Regions from separate parts of the Homo sapiens genome. Here region 1 is linked to region 2. The links are chromatin contacts, found by Hi-C or POLR2A ChIA-PET in ENCODE. All regions are on one chromosome and are shown on one strand. Each heading gives the region's core, a stretch centred on a gene start or an enhancer-like site at or near the end of the contact. The rest is flanking DNA. Distances are from core to core; before and after follow the strand shown.

Region 1 (6,506 bases), core at 2,346-4,845, 100 kb before region 2:
CATTTCTTAGAGACTGGGTCTGGTTCTGTCACCCAGGCTAGAGTGTAGTGGTGTGATCATAGCTCACTGTAGCCTTGAACTCCTGGGCTCAGGCCATCCTCCTACCTCAGCCTCCCAAGTAGCATGTGCTACCACACCTGGTTAATGTTTTTGTCTTTTTATTTTTGTGGAGATGGGGTCTCATTTTGTTGCCCAGGTTTATCTTGAACTCTAGCTTCAAGTAATCTCCCCCGCCTTGGCTTCCCAAAGTGTTGAGTTTACAGGCATGAACCACTGCACCTGACCTAGAAAGCTCTTACAAAGAAATGCTGACCGGGCGCGGTGGCTCATGCCTATAATCCCAGCACTTCAGGTGGCTGAGGTGGGTGGATCATGAGGTCAAGAGATTGAGACCATCCTGGCCAACATGGTGAAACCCTGTCTCTACTAAAAATACAACAATTAGCTGGGTGTGGTGGCACACCTGTAGTCCCAGCTACTCGGGAGGCTGAGGCAGGAGAATCACTTGAACCCAGAGGCAGAGGTTGTAGTGAGCCAAGATCGCACCACTGCACTCCAGCCTGGAGACAGAGCGAGATTCCATCTCAAAAAAGAAAGAAAGAAAGAAAGAAATGCTGGCCTCTAAATAACCAAGTTAGAGTTGGTTGCCATGATTGTCTTTTAATGACATCTACGTACTATCCTTTTCTGACATCAAAACCGACCCTGGCCGGGCGCAGTGGCTCACGCCTAAAATCCCAGCACTTTGGGAGGCCGAGGCGTGTGGATCACGAGGTCAGGAGATTGAGACCTTCCTGGCTAACATGGTGAAACCCCATCTCTGCTTAAAAAAAAAAAAAAAAAAAAATTAGCCAGGTGTGGTGGCGGGTGCCTGTAGTCCCAGCTACTCGGGAGGTTGAGGCCAGGGAATGGCATGAACCTGGGAGGCAGAGCTTGCAGTGAGCGGAGAGCTCACCACTGCACTCCAGCCTGGGTGACAGAGCAAGACTCCGTCTCAAAAAACAAAACAAAGCAAAACAAAAAAACTGACCCAATGGTCCCATAGACAGTTCTTTTTGATAAACATAGAAATTGACCTTTCTAGTCTTAAAGCTTGAAACTAATATTCGTTTTATCTGAGTTCCTTTCTTATGAAAGGACTTTCATACCTCTCAAAAAAAGTATCAAAGGACTGAAATTCACGAAGTCACCAGATCCAGACAATGAGATGCCTGACCCCTCATTCGTCATGATTTCTTCTTTGCCCCTCCCTAGTTCCTGTTTTCTTACACATTGTTACATTTTTCTCCCTGCTATATAAACCCACGTTTCAGTTGATAAGGGAAATGGATTTTTTTTTTTTTTTTTGAGATGGAGTCTTGTTCTGTCACCCAGGCTGGAGTGCAGTGGTGCAATCTCAGCTCACTGCAACTTCCGCCTCCCAGGTTCAAGCTATTCTCCTGCCTCAGCCTTCCAAGTAGCTGGGACTACAGGTGTGTGCTACCATGCCCAGCTAATTTTTGTATTTTTAGTAGAGATGGGGTTTACCATGTTGGCCAGGCTGGTCTCAAGCTCCTGACCTCAGGCAATCTGCCTGCCTCAGCCTCTTAAAGTGTTGAGATTACAGGCATGAGCCACCATGCCTGGCCAGGGAAATGGATTTGAGACTGAGCCCCCATCTTCTAGGATGTAGCACCCAATTAAAGCCTTCTTCCTTGGCATGTCATCATCTCAGTGATTGGTTTTCTGTGCAGCCAGCAGCAGGACCTAGACTGAACCCTTGGTGTTTCGGTAACAACATCAGTGTGATTGATGTCCTCATGAAACCAATGGAATCAGAATTTCCTAGAAATCTTTACAAAGCTTTTGCTTCTCTCATGTTGTATTCTTCAGTCCATGGTGGTTTACATTTGCCTCTTTTATCATCTCTTTTAGTCTGAAAATTTTCTGTTTCTCGTATTAGTGCTTTCAAATAGATTGCCTATTGGATTATTTTCTCATTTATATAGCAGACTCGGATTGGATGGGGGGATATGATTAAAAGACAATTACATATATTTAATACTTTTAGAGGATTTATACAGGAACAAAAATCAGAGGAAGACCTACAAGATTTTCTAATTTAAAAATTTTTAATTATTCTAATAAGCATTTCATGCTCTTAGCTCTTTACTATGAAGAAATGGACTGGGAGCCAACAGATCTGAGTTCCTGTCCCTGCATTGACAAATAATTCATTTTCAGAGCCTGTTTCACAAGCCATGAAATAAGGGAACCATTTTATGTAGAAAGTAGCTTCAAAACAGCTGGGATGAATAAAGTACTTTATTACCTGGAGACTTCAAACACAGTTTTTTTGCTGTGGCCCATAATTTGATAGTGTCTAATTGCATCTAAAATCCAAGTTTTCGGCCAGGCGTGGTGGCTCACACCTGTAATCCCAGCAATTTGGGAGGCCAAGGTGGGCGGATCATGAGGTCAGGAGTTTGAGACCAGTCTGACCAACATGGTGAAACTCCATCTCTACTAAAAATACAAAAATTAGCTGGGCGTGGTAGTGTGTGCCTGTAATCCCAGCTACTCAGGAGGCTGAGGCAGGAAAATCGCTTGAAACTGGGAGGCAGAGGTGGCAGTGAGCTGAGATCGCACCATTGCACTCCTGCCTGGGTGACAGAGTGGGACTCCGTCTCAAAAAAAAAAAAAAAAGTTTTCTGCGATGGCATCTAAGCATCTTTCTGTTCCAGTCCTGAACTGCCTTCCACATCACTTCCCACCCATCTTCTTGGGCCCTGATCCTTTATCACATGCTGTACTCTCAGGACTCCTGACCTTTGCTTCTGCTGTTCCCCCTGCCTAGCATACCACACCCATTTCTTTAGAAATCAAAGGCCCATCTATCTCCTTCAAAACTCAGATCTAGTGTTTCCTCTTGCATGCAGCTTTTTCTAACCTCAGCAGAATGAATTTCCCCCTTCCCTTTGTGCTTTCTCATAATGGAACATTTATCATATGGGATAATTACTTGTTACATGTTTTGTTTTCTATTTAATACCTCCTAAGTTTTGACTGAAGCTTGTCCACATGCTTGGTCACAGAACTGTCCTGGGAAATTCCCTGATGAATTATTTCAAAAGCAACCAAAGTGTCCTAACTTGATGGTAGCAGGGGAAAAACAAGGATCATCTCAGTGTGGCTGAATGAAAAGCAGTATCTATCTGGATCTTCATAAATGATGGAATTGATTTGCCACACCATTTGGTAAAGGCCTGAAGCCGTGGTTAACAGGGTTATTTTGATGAAAACTTGAAACAAAAAACACTCAAAGGACAACAGCCCCGGTGGCCCTTGAGGCAAATGATTGATTCCTGGGGCTATGTTGGAAAGTTTGGCAGAGAAGAGACTGAAATATGCTGTGGGGTGAGGAGGTTGTAGGAGGGGGCCCCACTGGGAGATTCTTGGGCTTTGGAAACATGGGGGAGAGAAAATGGTCCAGAAATGTTGTCTTGGGAAATTAGGGACAGCAGAGCTAGGGATAACAGCATGTCTAGAATACGCTGATAAATTTCCACTAGATGACGCTGTTTCCTCATTTGGCGAATGAGATTTATTACCCTACCCCTACCGGCCAACCTAAGCCCCGGACCACGGACCACGGACCACAGAGGCGTGAGAGCCTGGAGGCCTGGGCTCTAGTTCCAAATCTGCCCCTCCCTGGAATGAGGCCTGGAAGGAACAGACCTCCAAGATTCCCTGAGATTCCTCATTTGTAAAACAAAGAAATCCTCAACCAGGTGCTTTCTAAAACTTCTCCAATTACTTTTTAAAATACGTTTTATTTTTCCATTTTAATGAAAACTGTGGGGATATGTATTGCCTTTTATGTAAATATATACTTGTCATACAGAAATATCAATTTTTATTTAACCAAATCTCATTTAGATAATTAGACTCTGTAAAGCATACGGGGCAAGAATCAAATGAATAACAGTATACTTGTACACATTGGTATGCCTCCTGGGCCTAAACATTTCCCATTTATGTATGCAGTGAATTGTAGAGCTGGAAAGAATCTTAGAGGTTATACAAATAGTTCAGTCTTTTACGTATCTAATATCTAAACATAAGCTTCTCCAGGGGAAAAATTCTATTATTTTTTTTTCCATGATGAATTTTTTTTAGGGTCTGTAGTTGTAGAACTATGTCCTTGTGCTTGAGGCCAGCTCTATACTGAGTTCTCTCATGCAGGTTATCATTTGACGCACGACTTCCGAAGCTCGCTTAAGTCATAACTGAATCATTGAATGACATCAAACACCTAGCTGTTGTGTTTGAGCTCCTTTTTTTTTTTTTTTTTTTTGCCTACTCTTGTGATATGGGTCTGTCCAGCAGTGCTTCTCTCTGTTTGCTTCAGATGTTTTCAGTTATATGGAAATTAAACTCCAAGGGAAGAATATGGGGTGGATCAAATTCTGTAACTGTGTCAATCCCTGCCCCCTCCCCAGAGGACACATCCAGATCCATGTCTCTGCCTCGTGTTTACCATCAGTGGAGCCCAGATTGTTTCAACACATAGAAAGACCCACTGCTTTTCCTGGCAAGTCCTGAAGGTCATTTGTTTGCTGCTTTTTACGGTAATTGCAACAACCATTTATCCCCTTGTAAACAAATAGTGTGCTTCTAACCTATGTACCACAGTTAAAACGTTATCCCAGTAGGACAAGAGAGTTGCTGACAAAGAGAACTGGCAACATAGGGGGGAGAAAGAAGCAAGGCGTAGTCTGTCTCTTACAAATGTGGGTCATATATATTTCTGTCTGAAGGAGATGATGGACTTCAATTTTGTTCTTCCAATTCCTTTCTATACCCCAGTGAGAACAGTTTTTAGTACATATTTAAGTTCTTTTGCTTTAAGAAGAAAGATAAGAATGATAATAATCTCTGAATGTACCAATCCGCTGTTAAACCCCCTCCACCACCCACCAAATAACTCCTCTCACTAGATCAGTTCAGCCCCAGGGTTCATAGTTAACAAGGCTTCATTAGGGCTGAAAAAAAAATTGCCTTTGCTTCCAAACACGGGTTGAGCTCTGATACGGCCTCAGCAGGGAACAGATTTCCCCCTTTTATCTCTTTGCTTCACTGGTGTGTAATCTTGTCTTTTGGAACGGTGGTAATCAGAACAAATTACCTAGAGTGGGGAATAAAAAGACTTCACAGTCATTGTGGGTAATTTTTTGTTTTCTTTAACAATTGGTACCTTCCTTTAGTAATTGAAAATGATCCAAGAAATCTCTATGTACTTCGTAAGACTTTCCTAAGCGTGCCAGCTAAAGCTTTTAAGGTGGTAGAGATGGTTTCAGCGAGGGCTTGGAAGCTCCAAAAAACCAGAAACTTGCCTTGTTGCCTGGGTCCCTCAACAGGGATGGCCAGAGTTTCTTGAGACAATTGCTGCTGTGGTCTGGAAAGAAGCAGAGCCATGAAAGAGGAGAAGGCTTTGTGGCATGTCTAGGCCCAAATTCCAGATGCAGAGTTTAGTGTGAACAGCGTGTCCCTCCCAATCTTGAGAAGAAGATAAAGAATGGTGCTCCTCTAGGATCTGCCCTCGGTTTTTGTTGGGGGCTCCAGTCCCACTAGACCTGGGTTATTGTCAGAAAGGCAGCCTCACAGTACCTCTGCCACTCAGTGGGGGTCTCTGCGCCTGCTGCTTCATTCATCATCCCCTGCCTCTCCCACGTGCACTGGAAAATGTTATTTGCTTCTTGAGGTTCAGAGAGATGAAGAACATGCCTGAGTTCACTAGCATGAAGCAAGTGTTAGAACCTCTGAGAGACTGAAGGGTTGGGGGTGAGGGTTTATGACATCCATGGGGATGCTTAGAGGAACATCTGCCATGTCAGGTGTCATTTCTGAAGCTTCATACTAGATGAATTTGAGATGTGTGGAAATAGGAACAGCCTATTTGTGAGGTTACCTTCCTGGGCAAAGCAATGTTATCCAAGATTCACTCAGAAAGCCGCAAGAAGCATGCTGGAGCTAGGTGTCAAGAGGAGGTTTATGGCATGTCATTAATGGAAAGTCAGGTGGAAAAGAGCTAACACTTCTCAAGGTATCATCCTTCTGTGTCAAAGTCTCTGCCTCTACAGGACTGTAAGTATGTGGGTTGATAACAGCTTCTAGTGCCTTGAACATGTTACCAGTGGTTGAATGAACAAATGAGCAGAAGTTGGAGATACCCTCATTAGGACGTAGGATGTTCTGAGCCTTAGGTTATCTAAGACTAAGGAGTTTATGAGATGGACTATATCTGCAAAGTCCTGGAGGACTTTAAGAGGTGATAAAGGCTCAGTTGTGTGTAGTAGTAGGGATTTACATAAGAAAAATTTTGGATGGCAACTTAAACTAGGTCAGCATTTTTTAAGGGGGGGTAAGGACATGTGTATGTTAAGAAAAGTGGATGTAGTCTCAAATCTGGGTATGTCTAAGTGGGAATTAGTGCAAGTCGTCTCTGCAGGCATACTTAACCAAAA
Region 2 (6,791 bases), core at 3,895-6,394:
AGAATCAAAGGGAAGCTTTTAAAAAGAAATCCTGGTTTAATTGATCTGGTGTGGGGCCCAAGCAGGTACTAATTTCTTTAAAGAAAAATACTCCACAGGCAATTCGAACAAGACTCACTGGGAAAAATAAAAGGGTCTTTTGCCCCTAGTTTATAGTGTAAATTATTCTTCGAGGACATCAAGGGAGCTTTGTGACTCTTGGTATCCAGGCTTGGTATAATTTGTCTTAAAATAATGGTAGCACGTTTGCTTAGGCCAATGCATTTTATGTGACTAGATGTTGGAAAAGCAATATTAAGTTAAAGACTCAATTGAAGAATGAGTCATCTTAAAACAAACAATATTGGCTAGTTTCTCCAAGACTTTGGTGAGTTAAAATAATTCTGCATCCGTGGTCATCCTCCCTGTCCTATAAACAGGATGAGGGTGCAGTGACGGTAAAAAAAGGGAGCGCCAGTGTCTGGCGCGGGGTTGACAAGCAGACATATAAACAGAGTCTTGGGAGGAAGCTGTGTTTATAGCAACTGAAAGGGAAGCCCTAACCTCTGAAGTAAGTAGGGGATGCTGGTGCCTATAAATAGTCAGGCAGGTTATTTTCAACATTTGATAAAAACTATTCACCAATAAATATTTTCTATTATGTATTATAAATTAATCATTAGTTTGACACCCCTGCAGCTGTCTATTGTACTTAGAGTTTCTGCAAAAATAATTATAGATTGAGCAACATAACTTCCTTGTGTATAAATAGCAATATGTTTGAAGTCACCGAGTTACAGTACTAAAACTCTGAAGGAGAAGGCGACAGTGTAAAAGTTAACTCATTTAACTCCACTGCGTCTGTAAAAGCCAGCATCAAATGCCTTTAAAAGTGTACCTGTGTAACTGATGGTAGCCGTTACCCTAGTGAAAAATATTTGTTGCAAAGAAAAGGCTAGACTAAGCAATGTTCTCTGAAACATTTAAAACATCTGAAAATAAACATTTGTGGATTGACTGATGTGATGTAGACACAGAAAGGTCTTGGACTCATAGCTTGTTAAGTTAATAAGTTAGGCTCCTGGGATACATGATTACCTTCAATTGCATTCTAAAGGGAGACATTAAAAATTTTATTATAGTGGAAGCATGCCATGTGATGTCCCCAATTTTGAAGATATTAACTTTCATTTTAGAAAATAAAAAGAGAAAATACCACTGAGTGGTTAACATTAAAGACTCTGGAGCTAGACATTTTGGGTTTAAATACTAACTCCATCATGTACTATCTTTGTGTAATTTGGAGCAAGTTATTTAAGGTGTTTTATTTCTTCCTCACCTATAAAATGGAGATAATAATGACATTCATAGAACTGTTGTGAAGATTAAATTATGTAATATAATAAAACACCTGGAACAGTGCCTGGCCCTTAGTAAGCATTTGTTTTACATATCAGGTGCTTGGATTTTTGGTCCTTCAGAGAGAGTCGAATAGTTGTGGAGTGAATTTCAATTGAGCAAGAAAACCTGCTGAAACAACGTTTGTATATGGATGATTACTTTCTGAAATTAAACCTGGTTCAGTGTCAGTAAAATTTTATGCTAAGTATCTTGTCTAAGGAATAAGGCTTAGAAAACCCTGAGACTAGGGCTGTTGTTTTTTCATCAGTTGACCTTGTACTTCCCATGACTTCTGAAGGGGAACAATAATTTCTTTGAACAGAAATCTCTCTGTTTCCATCTCAAGATGAAAAAAAAAAAAAACACCCCAAGCCTAATTAAAACAATTTCAAAAGATTTTTGTTTACAGTGTGAATAATATTTAAGTATCTGTTACAGAAAGTGTTTTCACAAGCGTGGAGGAGCCTCAAGGACAGAGAGAAGATCTGTAGCCCTTTGTCATATACTTTTTTCATCTTCAGGGGTTTTACAAGGTTGACTTATTAAACTCTCCAGTGACCTCATCTACTCATAGTACCTAGGGAGCCTGTAGGGAATGTTTCCACACTGGGGCTGTCCACTAGCCTTTCTTAATAAAGGAAATTAAACTGATTTATGATAGCACATGAGCTCAGATGCTAGAGAGTAAATGAAAGAGATTTTGAAGATATTTGTGTGTTCATATCTCAGGAGGCTATGTAATTAGTTCCACTCTGATTACCTTTAAATGATATGGCACTGACATTGAAATGGAAGGTTCCATTATTTAGCAACCACTATCTAAGCAATAATAACAGCAAAACTAAAAGTGAATGTTTACCTGACATTTATTACATTCTGGCAAGGTTCTGTGCTTTACATATTAGGCATACTGGATTCATCCTCCCAACAACCCTGTAAGTACCATTATTAACTCAGTCCCAGAGCATGGGTGGCGGGAACCCATACGTTAGAAAATACATGGTAGAGTCAGTGGTGCTGGAATGTATTCAAAGGCATAAGATGATTTAGAGATCACAAAGTCTGGATCAAACCCAGATGCTATGACCCTGTGTCTCATGACCCAGCATTTCTCCAGCTAAAGAATTTCAAAATGTGAAGGAGAATAGCTCCTGAATATAGATTTTTTTTTTAAAGGTAAGGCACTGTTCTATTTATTTAGTGCACTTTGCTGAAACTGTTTTCTATCAGTATTAGAAAAGCATACAGTATAACTCGAAGATTTTTTAAAATAACAAAAAGTTCAGCTTGTTGTATGGCTGTGTGCTAATTCCTGATGTAGTGGGACTCTTTTTTCTCCACAGGAACTGTATTCTGTGAAGCAAATCTTTCCATAATCTCTAATACTGCCCCACAAGTCCTGAGTGAATTACATACTTTCATTATAGCCCTCCCTCCTCCACATTCTCCCGACCCTGGAAAAATAGCCTACTTTTCTATGAGGGAAAGAAAAAGAGGCCGTTAAAGAGGCCGTTACTTTGTGTCTGAAAAGAGTGAAGGAATTACTGAGCTACTTACAAGCTCTACACATGTGGAATCAATATAATTTTCCATCAGATGGTTCAAAAATGTATTCAAATTATGTGGTTTTGCAATGCTAAACTTTGGAATTTAGTTGTTAATAGGAAAGTTTTTAGGATAGTTTGCCTACCGAGTGCCATTATTGAATTTGAATAGCAAATTGTTTATAATCATACACAAACAATCTTTATTTAGGTTTTACCCATGTTTCCTGAAGGGCAGGGCAAGTTCTGAGTATATTATTCCTCTCTGTCTACTGGGAAGGTCAGGATTACAGACAATTAGAAGAAAGTCAGGGCATGAACAGATCTCTCTATGTATTCCATTAGTCTCCTGTTTTGATATTTATCCATGAATTTGAAGTCACATTTACTTAGCTACCATCTGATTTCCATGCAAGGTTTTTCGTAAAGAATATGACAGTGCTTAAAAATATGTGAATTTTTAAATAAGACTTTTGAAGCAATAATATAAAGGTAGATCAATGATTAATGTGGAATTAGATATCTACAAGAACTCCTGAGATGCAGCACCTCAAAATATAGTTGAACTGGGTTAAAATATGTAAATTCCTTAAAGTCAATGAAATGTAAAGTTACATTTCAGTTATGTGCCAAGCAAGGTCCATATAACTGGCCTAGTATAAACTTTTCACATGTGTTTATAATAATGAGGCTGACAGTGGAAGAGATGAACGTGGAATTACTATTAGAATAACAATTTACATTTCTGTAAAATGCCCTCATATAGGTAATCTCTTGATTTTCATTAGTTAGGTATTATTATTCCCATTTTATAGATTAGAAAACTTAGGCATATAGAGCATAAAAGATACAGTGCATGGAAGATAGCATCATCTAATGGAAACCGGGTGAGAGGACGGACTTTGGGATCAGACAGATTAAAAATCCCAGTCCCACCCCTCAATGCCTATATGATCTATGGAAATATTATTTGGCCTTCTTAAGCTTCATTTTCATTATCTGTGAAATTGGGATAATTCTGTTGACTTAACAGAGTTGCTGTGAGGGTCAAAGGCAATAAAGGTATGTAAAAAGCTTAGTTTAGATTTTTCTTGAAGATATGGGGCTCGATGCTGGGAGACTCCAAACACAGTGCTTCATGAATATTTGGTTGAGATCTCTGTTTTGCCATTTGCAATGTCAGGACATGCATTTTTGGGCCCTCTTGCCGAAGCCATAGAGAGCCCCTGTTAAGACAGGAGCAAAGTGACCTCTGCCCCAGATAAAAATTATTACCTTCCTGATGTATTATTACCCTCACCTGGATTAGGCCATCGTTATTCCCAAATAGTAACAATCTGCAAATGCATTTGTACAATAAGAATTGCATGGTCCTGGTACATCTATTTTACACACATTCCTTTTAGGGATTTTGTGGACACATATGTTCACCAGCTTTAAGAAATTGCTCTATCCACATAAAGAAGGATCACCCACAGCATGTGTTTACTGGTCTCCTCAATGTGTGAAGTTAGGGCTATTTGTTTGTAACATGCTCATATTAACTCTCTTTAATGTCTGCAAGTGAGGAAGATGACTGATGTTTGTTCACGCCTAAAATAGAGAAGTGGAGGAGTGGGAAGGAAAATTATTTGTGCAACATTACACAGAAAGTCCGTGATGAAGCAGGAATGAGAGCCTGAGTTGCTGACCTCTTAATTCCTTTCCTGTCTCCCACAGACAATGATGCTTCTGCAACTCCTGGGCAGGCAATTGCACCTTCATTCTTTTGTACACTTACAAGTGTATTTTCCAGGGAACCCACTGCAAGGGCCTCCACCCACTTACATACAACTTATATTTAGCTCTGATGACAGGGGTTTGCTTGACCTGACCAAAATCAAAGGAGAAGTGAGCCTACTGGGGCCTAGACAGGGCAGGAAGAAGCTCAAAGAACTGGCTCTATAAGAACTACAGAAAAATCTCTGACCTTGAGGTCCCACATCTCTGACCTTGAGGTCCTCAGAGAGAAGCAGCTATAACCCTGATGATGACAGAGATGAATTAAAATAAAAATGCTTCCAAATATCTGTTGCCAGGAAGCAGATGACATGCTAAATTACTCTGCAGATTGACTACTTAATTCAGCGATTTCCTGAGTCAGGAGTTGCCAGAAGAGCCATTTTGTCCTTTCTGGCAAAAAAGCCGCTGGGATTGCTGTCTCCAGTCCTCTTTCCTCTGCTTCCTGCTGTAGGAAGGCCTGTTTCCGCAGAGAGATGCCTGATTAGACAGCACTGTTTTAGTAGGCAGAGGACTAGGTAACAAGTTAGGTCTTTCATTTGACATTGATTGTGGGCAGTGTGGAAGTCATGCACATCATAAAAATACAAGTCCTTTTAGAAAATGTAAACTAGTGAATGAAAAGCAAATTAGACAAAGCAAATGTCTGAAAAGTAATATTGCAACATTTTCATCTATTTGATTTCAAATGTTTTGAAATGCCTGGTTTATTTTTGCACAAAGAGTCCTGCTTCAGTCCCAGTGCAGTTTTTTGGAACTGAATTTTGAGTGATGAGATTAGTATTTGCCAGGCGAATATGATGCAGCTAAGCAGTCTGATGTCAGTGAGTGGTGACTTTCAGAAGGCATAGCAGTTGGCTAGGGCCAACTCAGTTGACCCTGAGCCAGAATGGGCATTTTATAGAAACTGGTGGATAAGCTGTATCTCAGCTCCTAACTACTTTGCTGTACTGCGGAGTAGTGCCTCCACCTTATCTCTAAATTGCTGAATAAGATGCATATAATCCAGCAAGGCTAAACAAATAAAAAGCTCAGAACATCCAGGCAAAAGGAAACAAGAGTAGGAGGCAAAATGGAACCACAAATGAATGGGTTCACAAAACATGGAGTGAAGATTTATTTCTTCTGGTACTTGTTTAGCATCAATGTTGTGTGACCTTGGGTTAGTGTGTGTGTGCCCTGACCACTCAGGCTGTAAGCATCTCAAGAGCAAGGCTTCTGGCATTGGCTTCTTTCAAGTTCGTGTCTTGTTCAGAGCTTTACTTGTAGCCTGTGCCGCTTATATGTTTGCTAGTATTGACTGGTGATGGTTGAGTTTCTTCTCTTCCACAGGGTTCTACCTTGGAACTCCCAATATTGCAGCATCAATAAACGTATCAGCAATTATTTCCGGAGCTGTTGTTTTGGATTACAGAGCATCTCAGGTTATTTGCATTTAAGCAAATTTGGAGTGATTTTGTTGAATAATTTCTATTTTTAGATTTTTCACTCCAACAGCTGGGTGTTGGCTAGAAAGTCACATGTTACTAAAAGTGTTTGTGTAGAAGAAAAACGTCTATTGGCCACGAGGTGTTGTAGAAGAAATTCCTTCCCTGGAGGAGAGAATGGCTAGTTGACTAGATGTTCCTTTTAAACTACTCCATCATATTTTACCCTTGGCAATGAATTTGCAATGGAAGCTCTAAAACCTATTCTTATATTTGGGATTTCTTTAATTCCAAAGAAAAGAATATAAATAAATACTTCATAGGTGGCTTTAAAGTTTCTGCTCTGCCCGGGCGCAGTGGCTCACGCCTGTAATCTCAGCACTTTGGGAGGCTGAGATGGGCGGATCACCTGAGGTCAGGAGTTCGAGACCAACCCGGCCAACATGGCGAAACCCTGTCTCTACTAAAAATACAAAAATTAGCTGGGCGTGCTGATAGGCGCCTGTAATCCCAGCTACTCGGGAGGCTGAGGCAGGAGAATTGCTTGAATCCAGGAGGAGGAAGTTGCAGAGAGCAGAGATTGCGCCACTGCACTCCAGCCTGGGTGACAGAGCGAGATTCTGTCTCAAAAAAGAAACAAACAAATAAATAAATTAATTAA

The links. Hi-C counts contacts between places; a loop is a spot of excess contacts on that map. ChIA-PET counts read pairs that join two places held with the same protein, here RNA polymerase II (POLR2A). Pooled maps may share reads with other maps.
Region 1: a map of endothelial cell of umbilical vein shows a loop between it and region 2 (5-fold over the local background). The contact joins two enhancer-like sites. A Hi-C loop is called at or near these places in 2 of 168 maps with a recorded cell type or tissue (SK-MEL-5 and endothelial cell of umbilical vein) and 1 of 50 pooled maps. POLR2A ChIA-PET finds 5 or more read pairs at or near these places in 2 of 52 experiments (A673 and Caco-2).

What each region holds. Positions count from the first base shown.
Region 1 is chr6:134,820,165-134,826,670 of GRCh38, reverse strand. The region is part of intron 2 of LOC101928277 (a long non-coding RNA gene); the gene reads left to right. Among named protein-coding and RNA genes, the nearest start is that of ALDH8A1, 130 kb to the left of the region's middle. Within about 2 kb of position 3,595, at least 5 of the 41 ENCODE cell types and tissues checked have a DNase peak (open chromatin) inside an H3K27ac peak, as active enhancers do.
Region 2 is chr6:134,718,792-134,725,582 of GRCh38, reverse strand. All of the region lies in intron 3 of LOC101928277 (a long non-coding RNA gene), which reads left to right. Among named protein-coding and RNA genes, the nearest start is that of LINC03002, 180 kb to the right of the region's middle. Within about 2 kb of position 5,144, at least 8 of the 41 ENCODE cell types and tissues checked have a DNase peak (open chromatin) inside an H3K27ac peak, as active enhancers do.